Linked DNA regions of Homo sapiens: region 1 is linked to region 2. Evidence: chromatin contacts called from ENCODE Hi-C or POLR2A ChIA-PET data. All regions are on one chromosome and are shown on one strand. The core of a region is the stretch at or near the end of the contact, and the rest is flanking DNA. Distances in the headings are between cores, read along the strand shown. Region 1 holds the start of LOC107986676 (a long non-coding RNA gene). Region 2 has its middle 230 kb from the start of LINC01624.

Region 1 (6,976 bases), core at 1,278-3,777, 400 kb before region 2:
AATTGACTCGTGGTGGTGTTTCATTCTAGGCAGAAGGTTTTATTTTTGTGTCATCATATTTCTTAGCATTATTATGGCTTCTGGATTTTGTCTTGTGTTTAGATCTTCCCTACTCCAATGTCATAAAAAATTCTCCCATGGTCTCCTCTTTGCTTCTTTTCTTCCTTTTTTTTTTTTCTTTCTGGGAGTTACACCTTTGCTCTATTTGGAATTAATTTTGGTGAAGTATAGAACCAACTTCATAGTTTTTCCAGGAGACTACCTAGTCAACATCATTATATGAATATCCTGTTTCCCCTCATGATTTGAATGTCTTTGTCTTATAATTTGCAGTATTTTGAGGTCTATTTCTATGCTTTCTAATTATTTATTTGCCAGTAACATATTTTTAAATGGACATAGCTTTAAATGGAATTTTATAATATGTTTTGAGATCTGATAGTAATAGTTTCTCTATTATTTGTTTTTTCTTTTAGGTTTGTCTTATGTATTCTTAAATATTTCCTTACACAAATTTAGATTTAGCCTGTCTGGTTTTTAAAAAGTTAGCCTTTTAACTGGGATTGTATCATATGTGCAGAGACTAACTTTGCAAAAATTGAAAGTCTGTATACCTGCTTGGCTTCTGCCCCGTCTGTGCACATCCCTCCGAGGCAGGGCCGTTTTCACATTTCTTGCTAACCTTGTTGAATTATATTTTTGCATATTTGTTTGCAATTGCTCCTTCAGGGTTATCCAGATGCACAATAAAATAATCTATAAGTAATCATCACTTTCTCTGCTCCTTTCTCATTTTTGCACTCCCAGTTTCTGTGCCTTAATTGCATGAGATGTGCCTGCAAAGCAGTGAGAGAATGCAGCCTGGAAACTCTGAGTGTCTTGGCCTCCTCATGGCTGTAGGGAATGGTCAGGATGAGGCAGAGGTCATTTATCCTGTAAAAGAACTATTCATTCCTTCCCATTTTATCATGAACATTTCAGTCTCTACTTCAAAACACAGAGGAGGATGTTGACTTCCATCCACTGTTTGCCAGCATTTCTAGGGCTGGTCATACTGTTTTTCTCTTTTGCTCTATTAAATGGTGATTTATATTAATAGACCCAATACTGAGTCATTGCTACTTGCACTGGGCAGAACAACCCACCCTTAGTCGTGGTGTGTAATTCTCAACATGCCGCTGCGTTTCATTTGCTCATATTTTATTGGGCCTCTTTATATTGTTATTGACACATTAGGTTGGTTGGTAGTTGTTTTTTTTTTTTTTTTTTTTTTAAGCTGGTCTCTTTGGTGGCAATGTCATGCTGGCCTGACAAAAAAATGTGGAAGCTTTCCTTCTATTTTTGTTTGGAGAAGCTTAAATACTGTTGGACTAGATGGGAAATGGTACAGCTGAAAACTGACATTTTCCATTCTTTAGCCAAGTAACCTTGAAACAGGTCTTTTAATGTATCTCTGCCAGAAATTAAAATATATATCAGACATTATGAAGAAATTTCAATTTTATTTCAGGTGAGATAATAAAGTGTAAGAGCTGGAGTTTGGTAAAAGCCCAGGGCAGACGTCCCTAAATCCGTTTCGTGCCCAACATACATTTGTCAGTTAATTCAAAAGCTGTCTGAAGGCCAGATTTTAATCATATTTAGGAAACACTCTTGATGCTTCAAAGCTGCAATGACGAATGATACAGAAAACTACAATTCAGTGAGGGACAAAGTCCCTGTTTTTAAGGAGAGTAGCGTCCTATAGAACAAGGGGTCTCATGGGCCTGACCGTGCCCTGGACAGACCTGTGGTGACCCCGCAGCGCGCCTTGCAGGGGCCGGTGGGAGCTGGACTTTTGAAAGGGTAGAATCAAGGCCACGAGGGGTCGCCAGCCTGGGAGGACCCAGGAAGGGGAAGGACAGTGCCACCCGTGCTCACTGTGACGGAGGGATTCTGCTGAGCTCGGGAAGGCTGCACTCCTAAAATGGCCAGTGAGACCCAGGCTCCTGACGGAGGACGGGTCACTTTTACAAGGAAACTTTTAAAACAGATTTTGCAAAATTCTGGGGGCCATGAGCAGAGAGAGTGATGACACCTGGGTCCAGGCCGTCTCCATTCCAGGCAGAGCCGTGATGGGCGGACTCTAACCAAGTGATGGCTTCTGTTTGTCCCAGATGGAATCTTTCAGAGACACTGACTTCCCAGGGAGTTTGTGGGGTGTGGGCATTCTGTGTCACCCCACTTCTGCTCAGCATCCGGTGACAAGAAGGCCCCAGAGAGCCTGGAGCAGAGCCTGGCCTCCGTGTCTGACCCCAGCTGTGCGGCAGGGCCAGTGACTCAATCATCTCAGCCAACAGCAGACAGCCTGGGGCCTCTCTTCCTGGGAGAGAGGACGCTGGCGTGCTGTGCCCCTTGTGATAAAATGTCGTGGTCCCTGTGGACACAGAGCTCCCTCACCTGTGCTGTCTGAGACCCCACGTGGCCTCCACATGCCATGAATGTGCAATCCACATGCCCTGAGACTCAGCATTCTGGCACTCACACCAGTCCTGTGCAGAGCAGGGCCACGCTGCTATTCTTAGTCCCAGGATTCCAAGCTCAGACAGGAGTGAGGAGGGCTCCCCACAGACATGTGCTACCAGACTGTGAGACGGTGGAATAAATAGAATCTAGACTTTGTGACGCTCAATCCCAGGTCTCGCTAAAGAAAAGAACGAAGGCTCAGTTTGGCACTAGTGTTGTGCCTCAGCCTGTCCATCTCACACTAGGGTTCATCTGCAGGCCTTTGGCCTCAGCACTTGGCCGATGTCCTTAGCGGAGAGGAGGTGGTTTGCCTCCTTTTGGGACTGCCATGAACGGGCTGCTGCAGCTTCCATTATCAGCTCCTCAACTCAAGCTAAAAACTCAGGAACTCCCTCTGGGGTCTGGGATCAGCAGCAACCACCCCTCCGCAATTGCAGTGCACCCTAGGTCCCTTCCGGAGCAACTGAGCAGAACGTCTTCCTGGGACTGTGGTCCATGGACGGCCCTGCTAACAGCTAATTGCAGCCCATGTGTCCTCATCACACCAGGTCTCCAAAACGGGGGCACAGATGTCCACTGCCGTGAGGTGGCTTCTGGGCAGCTGCTGCCCTGGACTGGGAGGCTGAGAATCCTCAGCCCTTAGACTCCAGCCTGCAATTTGGGAAAAAGGTAGTGGCACCAGGTGAACAAGAACGTGGCACCAGGTGAACAAGAACAAGCCCCCACCCAGCTCTCAGACTGGTCAGCCATATTCCCAGCTCTACCTGCTCTGAACTTTGGGGAGAAGGGCTGGACTGGAGGTGGGTGAGTGCTGAGGGAAAGGAGGTGGGAGAGAGGTGAGAAAGGAAAATGGAGAAGGGGAGCCTGGCCTCCCAGCTGCAGAACCCCCAGGCCCAGCCTGCTCCCCACAGCCTGCTCCCCCAGCCCCAGACCATCCCTCAGCCTTCTGTCCCCCCAGGTCCTTAGACCACCTCCCAGCCTGCTGACCCCCCAGCCCCCAGATCATTCCCAGCCTGCTCCCCCAGCCCCAGACCACCCCCTAGCCTGCTGACCCCTAGGCCCTCAGACCACCCCCAGCCTGCTCCTCCAGCCCCAGACCACCCCCCAGCCTGCTGACCCCCAGTACCCAGCCCATCCCCCAGCCTTCTGACCTCCCAGCCTCAGCCCACCACCCCAGCCTGCTTCCCCAGCCTCCAGCCCACCCCCCAGCCTGCTGATCCCCAGCCCCCAGGCCTCAGCATCCCCCACCCAGCCCCATTCCAGAGCACAGATAAAAGTGAAACCTGAGCAGCAAATGTTTGTGGAGCCGCCGCCAATCAAGGGCTTCGTTGCCAGGGTAACCGGGACACTTCATCAGCTCTGTGAACAGATGGTCAGTGAGTAACAGGCAGCATATGTTCCCGTAAGCCCTGACACGGGCACAGATGGAGGGTGGGCGGGAGCTTCTCCTCCCTTCCCATGGGTGCGGCATTGCCGAGAGGCACAGAGGCCGGGGAGCCCGCGTGGTGCTGGTGAGTGCGGATTACTAACACGCCAGTGCCACTCCCAGCCTCGCTTAACCAGAGCACTGCACAGTTAACAACAGCCAGGCACACAGAGCTGCGTGCTGAGGCTGAATCGCAGCCAGGAATCCTCATTAGCAGCCTGCCCACCTTCCAGTGTCACTATCTCAGGCCTCCGGTTTCTGTGGATGTTTACAGGAGAAATCAAACTGCCCTTTACAGGATCAAAGGAGAATTAGATGCCTTTCGGCCATGGAGGTGGGATCCCAGAAGGTTCGGCCTCAAAGCCGATCAAAGTCAATATACACAGGTTCGCGTGCACTGGCCACTGGCTACCGTGACATGTGGTTCGTCTCTCAGACCTTGTATTCCCTGCATTTGGTTTGGCCCCTCAGAATGAGGTCCCCAATCTCTCCACCATCACCAGCATGAGGATAGCTCAGGGAGAAAGGATATTGGTGATTACATCGTTGATTGCCAGCATGATTGCAGCAACTGCCTTTCACTGAACATCTACTATGCCCAGACCCTGGATACACCTCTAGGATCCCATCTCTGCCAGCCAGCAAGGGTGGAGGAGGTGTCTAGCCTGGCTCTGAGTTCCAGGCCCAGCTGGGCTCCAGGAAGGCCGTCTTGTGGTCACAAGCCACAGGGCAGGCCTGGCTGTGTCTGCACTGGGGCTATGTTGTGGCCAGGAGAAGCCAGGCACCCTTTCTCTTGGGGACAGTCTTGTCAGCTTCAGAGAAGCCCTGGGCTCCTTTCTTCAGTGTCTGCTGGTCCTGGGTGCAGCTCTGTCCAGAGTGGGCACAACTTCCCAGCTCCCATTATATCTCTGGTCTGTATTCTCAGGCTTGTCTGTGCTCTACACGAGTCTGCCTGGTTCACCAGGCCTCACAAATTCACTGCTCACTGGTACCCAATACCAGCACAGAGCTAACCCTCTGGGGTCCTGTAACAATCTTCAATTGGATCCTATCCCATCCCAGGAATGTCCACAGCAGATTTCTGCTTGGGCTGGATGCGTTCCAGTCCTGAGCAGGACCCTGCCCTGTGGAGAGGCCTTCAATATTCCGCCTCTAGGTCAAATGCGGTGGAAATCCACCTGCAAGCTCAGAAGTTATTGGGAAGAGGCCAGCAGGGGCAGCCGCTCGACAGTTCTCCTTTCCATAACAAATCAGGTTAAAATCTGAAGGAGTAGGCTTGACTGACCAGAGGGATAAATCCAGTTTGTATAGAAACAAACACCCTGGTGTGCTTTGCAGAGAGCCTGGGGGCAGAGACAACGTTTGCATGAATGGGACCTGCTAGGTCCGCTGGTGCCAGTGAACAAACTACCATGAAGTGCCCAGACAGACAAGCTGCCAGGAAAGCCAGGAATTTCCTTCCACCTCCTTTCTGCTTGACTTGGTTTACCAACGCTGTACATCCAAGAGAAAAAAAAATTAATGTGCATTTTCTCTTCAGGCACTTGTGTGAAAAACATCCGTCTTCCTGTCGTCATCACTGAGTGAGCCCACGGTCACCAATCCCTGGGTCACAGCTCCCCAAAACCAAGAGAAACAGCCAGCGGGACAAGGCCAGGGCAGCCCTAAACATGCCACATCACCCCAGTGCTATGCGAAGGAAGCTTCAGGGGCATCTTCAAGGAAATGTGTGAATCTGAATAAATTTTACAGATTAAAACTTTTACAAAATTTATAAAATTTTAATCATTCCAATTAAGCATTTAGAACACTACTTGGTTAGTGGGAAATTTATAGCTCTAAATGCCCATCCTCAAAAGAAGAAATGCTTAAAATCAACGACCTGAAGTTCCACCTTAAAATGCTAGAAAAAGAAGAGCAAAAGTAACACAAAGTAAGTGTTAACAAAAAATAAAGAACAGAAATCAATGAAATAAAGAGCAGATGACAGAGAAATTTAGCAAAACCAAAAGTTGGTTCTTTGAAGGGACTGGCAAACTTGATAAACTCCAACCTAGACTGATCAAGAAGAGAGAGAGCACATGTTAGCAAGACCAGGAATGGAGGAGGGTCATCATAACAGACCCTACAGGCATCAAGAGAATCAGCAGCAGATGGTCGTTGTCTGGGCCCCAGCTCAGACTAAAGAGAGCTTTTTGGACAGAAACCTGTGTATCAATTGTGATAGTTACACGAGTATTTCCATGGTATTTCCATTTGTTAAAGATGCAAAATTTTGTTGGATGTATGTTATACTTCAATGAACTTGATATCAACAGTAAAAAGGTTTTCCTGCCTTCTTAAACAGAGACAATTTTTCATGTTCCTCTGCTATAAATTCAGACATTCATTACACTTCGTTCTATTTCCACACACTGTGGAGGCCCTTGGGAGGTGAGTGCTGGTTGCTTCTGTCACAGTGAATGCCCATAGCAGGGGGCAGCTGGGCCCATCCTCTCCCTGGGGTCAACCCACACTTTTCCTTGGTGCCAGCCCTCACCCTCCAAGCCTCTGGTATGTGGCTCCCACCAGCTCCAGCCTGGGAAGCCATGATATTGACAGGGTTGGCTCTGGGGCTGCACAGGCCTCTGAAGGAGATGGGTGTCCCTGTGCTGTCGGGATCAGGTGCTCTGAGTGGGCCTTGGAGTCACTTGTGCTTTCCTCAGGAAGTAGCCACACTTAGGAGGAAATGGAGGTTGTCAGATGAATGACTGAGGTGCCCTTTGGGGTCCACTAGGCTCTGGGATCTCTCATGACCAGACACATATTTTTGCCTTTGTTTAGGCAAATAGAGCCATACACATAATTATTTCAGTTGGGCCAAATCTGTAAAAGGAAAAAAGAAAGATTTAAAAACTCTCTCAGAATGATGCATTTTGGGAACTGGAATTTTACAAAACCCAATCAAATATTTGTTGGATACCCACTGTGTGGAAGTCACTGTCTCAAGCCTTGTGGGGGACACGAAAATGAGCAAGGCAATCCCCTGCCCTCAGGGTCTCACAA
Region 2 (6,488 bases), core at 2,562-5,061:
CCCCTGCATCAGGCTGGTGTGGTTCAGGAGCCAGCCCTCCATCAACTCTGTTGGCCTTAGGAGAGCTGGTAACCCCTCTGTGCCGCAGGCCCTCATTGGCCAAGTGGGGACAGAAATCACACCACCTCACAGGACAGTCAGTAAATACCCAGCCCTCACCCCATGCCCCACATGCACTGTGTGCTATTATTATCATGAACTGTCAATAAAAAGCAGCCCCTGAGGCTCGCATGTACTTCTGTGTTATAAAGACCACACACTCACCTACATTAGGAGATTGTACCCACAGGATCATACAGGCAGCTATAGGTCTACAGGTCCTATAGATCCCATAGGGCGAGGTCTGGAGCGGCACTCACAATCACTTCTGTGTGGAGGGCTTGGGGAGGTTTCTGAGGCTCCTCATGACACATATGTTTTTGTTTTTCTGCAATGGGCATCTTTTGCAATCAAAAACCAACATCAGCTCTTGTGAGAAACGTGAAACATACATCTAGATTCAGCCTCGTGGCTTCATGCCCATATTCAACACCCGCTTCAGGAAATCCCTCCTCAAAAAATCCAGAATTTCGTCGGCGGTGGTCTGCGGTGCTTCCTCTTACTCACGCAGCAATCGGCGTCCTGTCTCGTGTTGGCCACTATTTTCAGATTAAAGTTTTTTCCCTGAGCCACTTTAATAATTCGAAGCAAACTGAAAATACGGTGGTTTCTTCCTTCTTTTTCTTTTGGTTTATTTTCTTTCTGTTTTTCTTCCTCCCTCCCTCCTTCCCTTCCCTACTTCCAACTACGCACAGTTTTTCTATAATCACAAAATACTAACTGCGAGAAGGAATAGAGAAAGCATTTCTTTTCTCTGTGACCTGCGAACACAGGGCAGTGATGGATTGTGCACTGCCACGTTCCGAGGTGGAGACCAGCAGCCCTGCATTGACAGTAGTGACTTTCCTCATGCAACGAAGCCATGCAGAGACAGCTACAATGTGCTTATCATTTGGGGTGGCAGCTGGCTTCCGACTCTCACAGGTCTCCTCACCTGCAGCCGTGCGCACACCCCACAAAGAGCTGGCATCACAAAGTTAACTCAGAGCCCAGAGACGGGAGATGTCCAGGCCCAGTGGAAGGCTCCGGGGAAGGAGTGTTGTCTCCCTGTCAGAGAAGCACTTAGACAAGCACTTGGCTTAAAGTCAGAGTGGAGAACATTCTTCTTCATGCAAAGTTAAACGGGAGTGAAGCCCAGGGCAGTTCTCATTCGCTCAGATCTGCCAAGAAGCCGAAGTGCATGTAGAGCCTGTCCTGCCTCACAGAAGGCCCCGCACACCCACCACAGGCGACCACGCACCCCGTGCCGCCCACACCACCCACCACAGGCGACCACGCACCCCGTGCCGCCCACACCACCCACCGCAGGAGACCACGCACCCCGTGCCGCCCACACCACCCACCGCAGGAGACCACGCACCCCGTGCCGCCCACACCATCCACCGCAGGAGACCACGCACCCCGTGCCGCCCACACCATCCACTGCAGGTGACCATGCACCCTGTGCTGCCCACACATGCCCTAGGTAGACCTGTTGCCTGTGGCTGTAGAGGAGATGGAAGCCATGCATTCCTGAGACACACGTGGGCTTCCAGGGTTGCCAGGTGGAAATTAAAGCCGCATCACATGACCCTCATGTGGATGGGGACGTCTGAACCATCCACAGGGCTCAGGAACAGAAACCTGGTCAGGTGACCAAGAGCAGGCGGAGGCCACACTGAAAATGTTGAGTTTGGGTCTTGCACCAGCAGGCCCTCAGGGTCGTGGATGGGTATCACTCTTGATGCTCATGAATGAGTGTGTCCTTGCCAAAGTCCCGGCCATAACTGGGAGTCCAGTTCTGTGGGAAGTGCTGCCGACCTGTGTGTTAGGCAGAGTTTAAGAAACTGAACTCTGGGTGCCAGGCCAGAAAAGCCAAGAGACGTTGATCTAGGATTGCCTTCTTCTTTTGCTGTCCTGGGATTAAGGCACCAGAGAGCAGACCCTGGTCACAAAGCATCACAAAGACCAAGGTAACAACTCAGCCAAACTCCACCTGCCTCTGCCACTTGATGCCACCGGAGATTCTGTGTCACTTCGAGTTCCTGACTTTGCAGTGCTGGGAGTCTGGAGTTGGCCAGACAGCACCACACACATTTCTTCATTTTGCTGGCTTGCCAGCCGTGCTCAGGGTGCTTTCCCACTAGACCAGCAGGGATGACAAAGGTCCCACTGAGACAGAGAAGCCCACAGGTCCAAAGTCCTCAGAAGCAGCCGCAGTACCAGGCAGACCTGAAAGAAACGCTTCGAGGACCAGGAAGAAGTGATGGAGGAGAGAGGGAATGTGGGCTCTGTGGAACGGGGGTCTCCCATGTGTAGGTTCCCTGGAGCACAGGTCCTGGAACTTGGGGCTCCGTGGACACAGCTTCATGGATGCAGGTGCTGTGAACACAGGCTCTGTGGAACATAGGCCTCCCATGTGCAGGCTCCCTGGAGCACAGGTCCCTGAAACATGGGGCTCCGTGGACACAGCTTCGTGGATGCAGGTGCCATGAACACAGGCTCTGTGGAATGTGGGCCTCCCATTTGCTGGCTCCCTGAAGCCCAGGTCCCTGAAACGTGAGGATCCGTGGACACAGCTTCATGGATGCAGGTGCCGTGAGCACAGGCTCTGTGGAACGTGGGTCTCCAATTTGCCGGCTCCCTGGAGCATAGGTCCCTGAAACATGGGGATCCGTGGACACAGCTTCATGGATGCAGGTACTGTGAGCACAGGCTCTGTGGAATGTGAACCAGCCCTCTCACTTAGCCACAGTGGCCACCTTTCAGCTGGGGACATGCATCTGGCAGTAGGCTCTGGCATCCAAGTTTGGCTGTGTTTAGTTAGGACCACAGATATTTTCTCTTACCTGGTGTGAGCCAGGGCCACAGCTCAAGGGCTCCTGCACAAAGGGCTGGTTAGTGGTGTGCAGATCCGAGCTCAGGGACCCTCCTTTCCCAGTACAGTCTGGGTGTGCACCTCCAGGCGGCTTCCTTATCCTGAAATGAAGGCAGTGCTGCCAATTCATCATCACTGTGGCTATTTTGAGCTACTTGTTTTCTTGCAAAATAATGGTCAGTGTTTTCTGAGCCTGTTACATGCCAGGCATAGTGATAACAACTTTACACCTGATGTGTCACAGCCCCTGGTGGGCACATTCACTTGTACCTCCTTTGGGTAACTGGCCAGTGGAGATCCAGGCTCTCTCACAGGTCATAGGTCTGGGCCACATCAATGCTGTCTCCCCATCTATTCTTACCTGTGTGAAAGACGGCCCACCTGCCTCAAAACTGACTGTTCAGCCACTGACGCAGGCAGTGCTGTTAGGGCCACACAGTGTTCAAACTTAGACACTGCCATTTGGGATGAGGCACTGTGGAGACCGCCTCCTGTGTGGCGTTGCAGGGAGAAGGGAGCAGCCCCGTGTGGAGGGTCCTTCACACCCCAGCTCTGCCCTCATTGTAAATACTTCTCTGCAGGGACAAGTCTGTCCTGCACCGAGGGACACAAAAGCCTCTTCCACCTCAGCCTTTAGTCTAGTGGATCCGTACCAGACAGGTATGAGGTTATGCAGGGCTGCAGCAATTCTTCAGTGGCTGGGCTGTTGAGACTCTGAAGATGTGATCTGGGGCGAGGGGGACCGTGCCTGAATGTAAACGCCGGAGAAAACGGTGGCCTTTGATTCCTGACATGTGGATGCTGTGGCTGCAGTCCCTGATAGCGCCTGTCCTCACTTGAGGACAGCCAGTATCTCAGCCAGTGGGACCCTGTGTTCCAACTAGACTGCTGGCATTTTTCTGGATCTTGTTACTCTGGGACACCCGTTTAAAGAGGTGGCTGATATGACAAATGTGTTAATAACGGACGTCAGATTGTTCTGCCATCCCTGCACCAAGGACACACAAACAGCCATCTCCCTCTACAGGGAGCATTCGGCTAGACCACAAGTCTCTGAGGCCGGCTCAGAGTGGGGGTCGTTCGTTTCTGTTCCTCCAGCCAACAGGCTACCTGCCTGTGGCCAACTGAGCCGAACCGAGCCAAATCTTTTATGGATTTTGAGTAAATTTTCTTCTTGGGAAGAAATGGGTATGACTTTGAGTCATACCACGTGACGTCTAAAATTCGCAGATTATGAAAAGGGGATTTTTTTATCACAATATTTTGGCTGATTATAAAATCAAAGTAATGTAGCACTAACAAGAGAAACCGTGGCTGCGATTGCGCTCCTGAAGTTATAAATACAGAGTAAACACATCCTCTGAAAAGGAGTTTGGAAGAAGGAGACTCCAGTGCACAGTTTGCAAACCGGGAAGATGCAGCCTTTGGTGTAAACAAATGTACCTGGAGAACAAAGGGAACGTTCCGGTTTTATAGCAAAAGCTCCCACCCAGGTCTCAGTCAGGTCTGTGTATCCAAATGAAGGATTCAAACTTGCTTAGTTCTGATTGGTCAAGGCAGCTGAGTTCTGATTAGTTGATAACAGTCGGGTCTTGATTTGGCCAAAGCCAGTGAGCTCCGATTGGTTGGATTGGGTGAGCTCTGATTGGTTGGATCAGGTGAGCTCTGATTGGTTGGTTCAGGTGAGCCCAGAAAGTATCCCAGGTGCAAGGGTGCGGTTTTGGGGGGACTCTGTGTTTGTATGACCTATAGACAGCAAACGGCCGCTGGGCTCTATTTTAGCCACTCAGGATCCACCTTGAAGGACTGGCTCTTTCAGCTTCACCACTGTTCCCAGGAGTGGCCGTCTCTCATCCGGCGATACCTGGTCTTACACTGGGCTGAGAATCGCATTCACGCTTATTCTTATACTTTACGGTCTAAAATGCTTTGCTGTTAGCTCTTAGGTTTAAATCCCAGTCCTACTTATTAAACATGGAATTTGAGTAAGTAATTTACCTTTTTCAAGCCTCAATGTTCTTGTCTGAATAAAAAGGAAATGATAACACATCTGTCACTCGGGGCTGTTGGGAAGACATCCTGAAATCATTACTATGGCCACACTCTTGCATCCATTAGCTTCTAGTGTTTTGTGAACCAATTATATTCAAATCAAATTCTCCAGTGTGACTCAACAATCGCCATGTCCTATTCCATGTTTAGAAACATGACCTTTCCCTTCTGAATCTGCAAGGGAAACGGGGCTGTTTCCAGACAGTAACTGACCTTGAGCAGGGGCTGAAAACTGGCCCAGGGTCACACCTGTCCTGCCACAAGTCTGTAAGTGTATTAATCTGTTCTTGCACTCTTTATAAATGTCTAGAGGCTGGGTAATTTATAAAGAGAAGGGATTTCGTTGGCTCATGGTTCTGCAGGCTGTACAGGAAACATGGCCGGGGAGGTCTCAGGAAACTTACAGGCATGGCAGAAGGCAGAAGGCAACGGGGAAGCAGGCATGTCTCACATGCCCAGAGGAGGAGGATTAGAGATGATGGGGTAGGGGTGGTGGAGGTGCCACACACTTTTATAAACAATTAAATCTCACAAGCCCTCATTCACCATCACGAGAGCAGCACAGGAGAGAAATCCGCCCAATAATCCAATCACCTCCCACCAGACCCCACCTGCAACACTGGGGCTTACCATTTGACGTGAGATGTGGGTGGCTCAGAGCTGGGGTGCTTCGTTATCATCTTGCCAGCCAAGATGCTGCCCACCTATGGCAAACTGGGCTGAACTGAGCCAAATCAAGTAAAGTTTATTAGAATATAGCCCTGCTCTTCTGATCACAAACTGTCCCGGGTGGTTTTCATGTCACAGTGGCAGAGTGGAGTAGTGTGGCCGGCAAGGCCTGAAGTATTCACTTTCTGGGCTGTTACAGGAAAAGTTTGAGGGCTCCTGGCGCAGAGAAATGCTTCTCACACCTTCCTGGGCACAGGATTTACCTTGAGCCTGGCTGGAATGATGGTTTTGATTCCTGTACCTGCAGTGGGACCTGAGATCCTGTGTTACAAAAGGCCCCACATGCACGGGTGAAATTTTTGGTAGGAGAATGACAGACCCCTCTGCACCTGGCCAACGACGCTAGGGACAGCTAGCAGGAAAGTGGACCCCCCTGCCTACTGGGTCTGCACAGACCCCATCAGTAAAACACCTTCGTTCATTTTAAATTTCACTGGTGGCAAGAGAGGAGGCTCTGGGCTGATTAATCAGAGCAAAGAAAGAAACTTGTAGCCTTTGCTATTGTGCACAAAAAGAGTCAAACGCTAGAAAATATTTGAAGAGATTTATTCTGAGCCAGATATGAGTGACCATGGCCTGTGACACAGCCCTCTGGAGGTCCTGAGAACATGTGCCAAGGTGGTCGGGGGACAGCTTGGATTTATACACTTTAGGGAGCCATAAGACACCAATCCAAGACATTTGAGAAGTACATTGGTGAGTGGCTTGGTCCAGAAAGGTGGACAACGCAAAGCTGGCAGGGAGGGGAGGC

The links. A loop is a pair of places that touch in the nucleus more often than their neighbours do. ChIA-PET counts read pairs that join two places held with the same protein, here RNA polymerase II (POLR2A). Pooled maps may share reads with other maps.
Region 1: a map of gastrocnemius medialis shows a loop between it and region 2 (17-fold over the local background). The contact joins two enhancer-like sites. A Hi-C loop is called at or near these places in 1 of 168 maps with a recorded cell type or tissue (gastrocnemius medialis) and 1 of 50 pooled maps. POLR2A ChIA-PET finds 5 or more read pairs at or near these places in 1 of 52 experiments (H1).

What each region holds. Positions count from the first base shown.
Region 1 is chr6:170,435,527-170,442,502 of GRCh38, reverse strand. It overlaps LOC107986676 (a long non-coding RNA gene), which reads right to left and starts at 6,271. Exons shown (of 2, transcript XR_001744494.3): 1 at 3,789-6,271; 2 at 1,483-3,156. LOC124901477 (a long non-coding RNA gene) reads left to right here. Exons shown (of 2, transcript XR_007059900.1): 2 at 1-772. RefSeq lists enhancers at 1,931-2,509, 3,218-4,417, 2,727-4,496. Within about 2 kb of position 2,527, at least 2 of the 41 ENCODE cell types and tissues checked have a DNase peak (open chromatin) inside an H3K27ac peak, as active enhancers do; they include gastrocnemius medialis, where a contact is called at or near this core.
Region 2 is chr6:170,041,014-170,047,501 of GRCh38, reverse strand. No RefSeq gene overlaps it. Among named protein-coding and RNA genes, the nearest start is that of LINC01624, 230 kb to the left of the region's middle. Within about 2 kb of position 3,811, at least 3 of the 41 ENCODE cell types and tissues checked have a DNase peak (open chromatin) inside an H3K27ac peak, as active enhancers do; they include gastrocnemius medialis, where a contact is called at or near this core.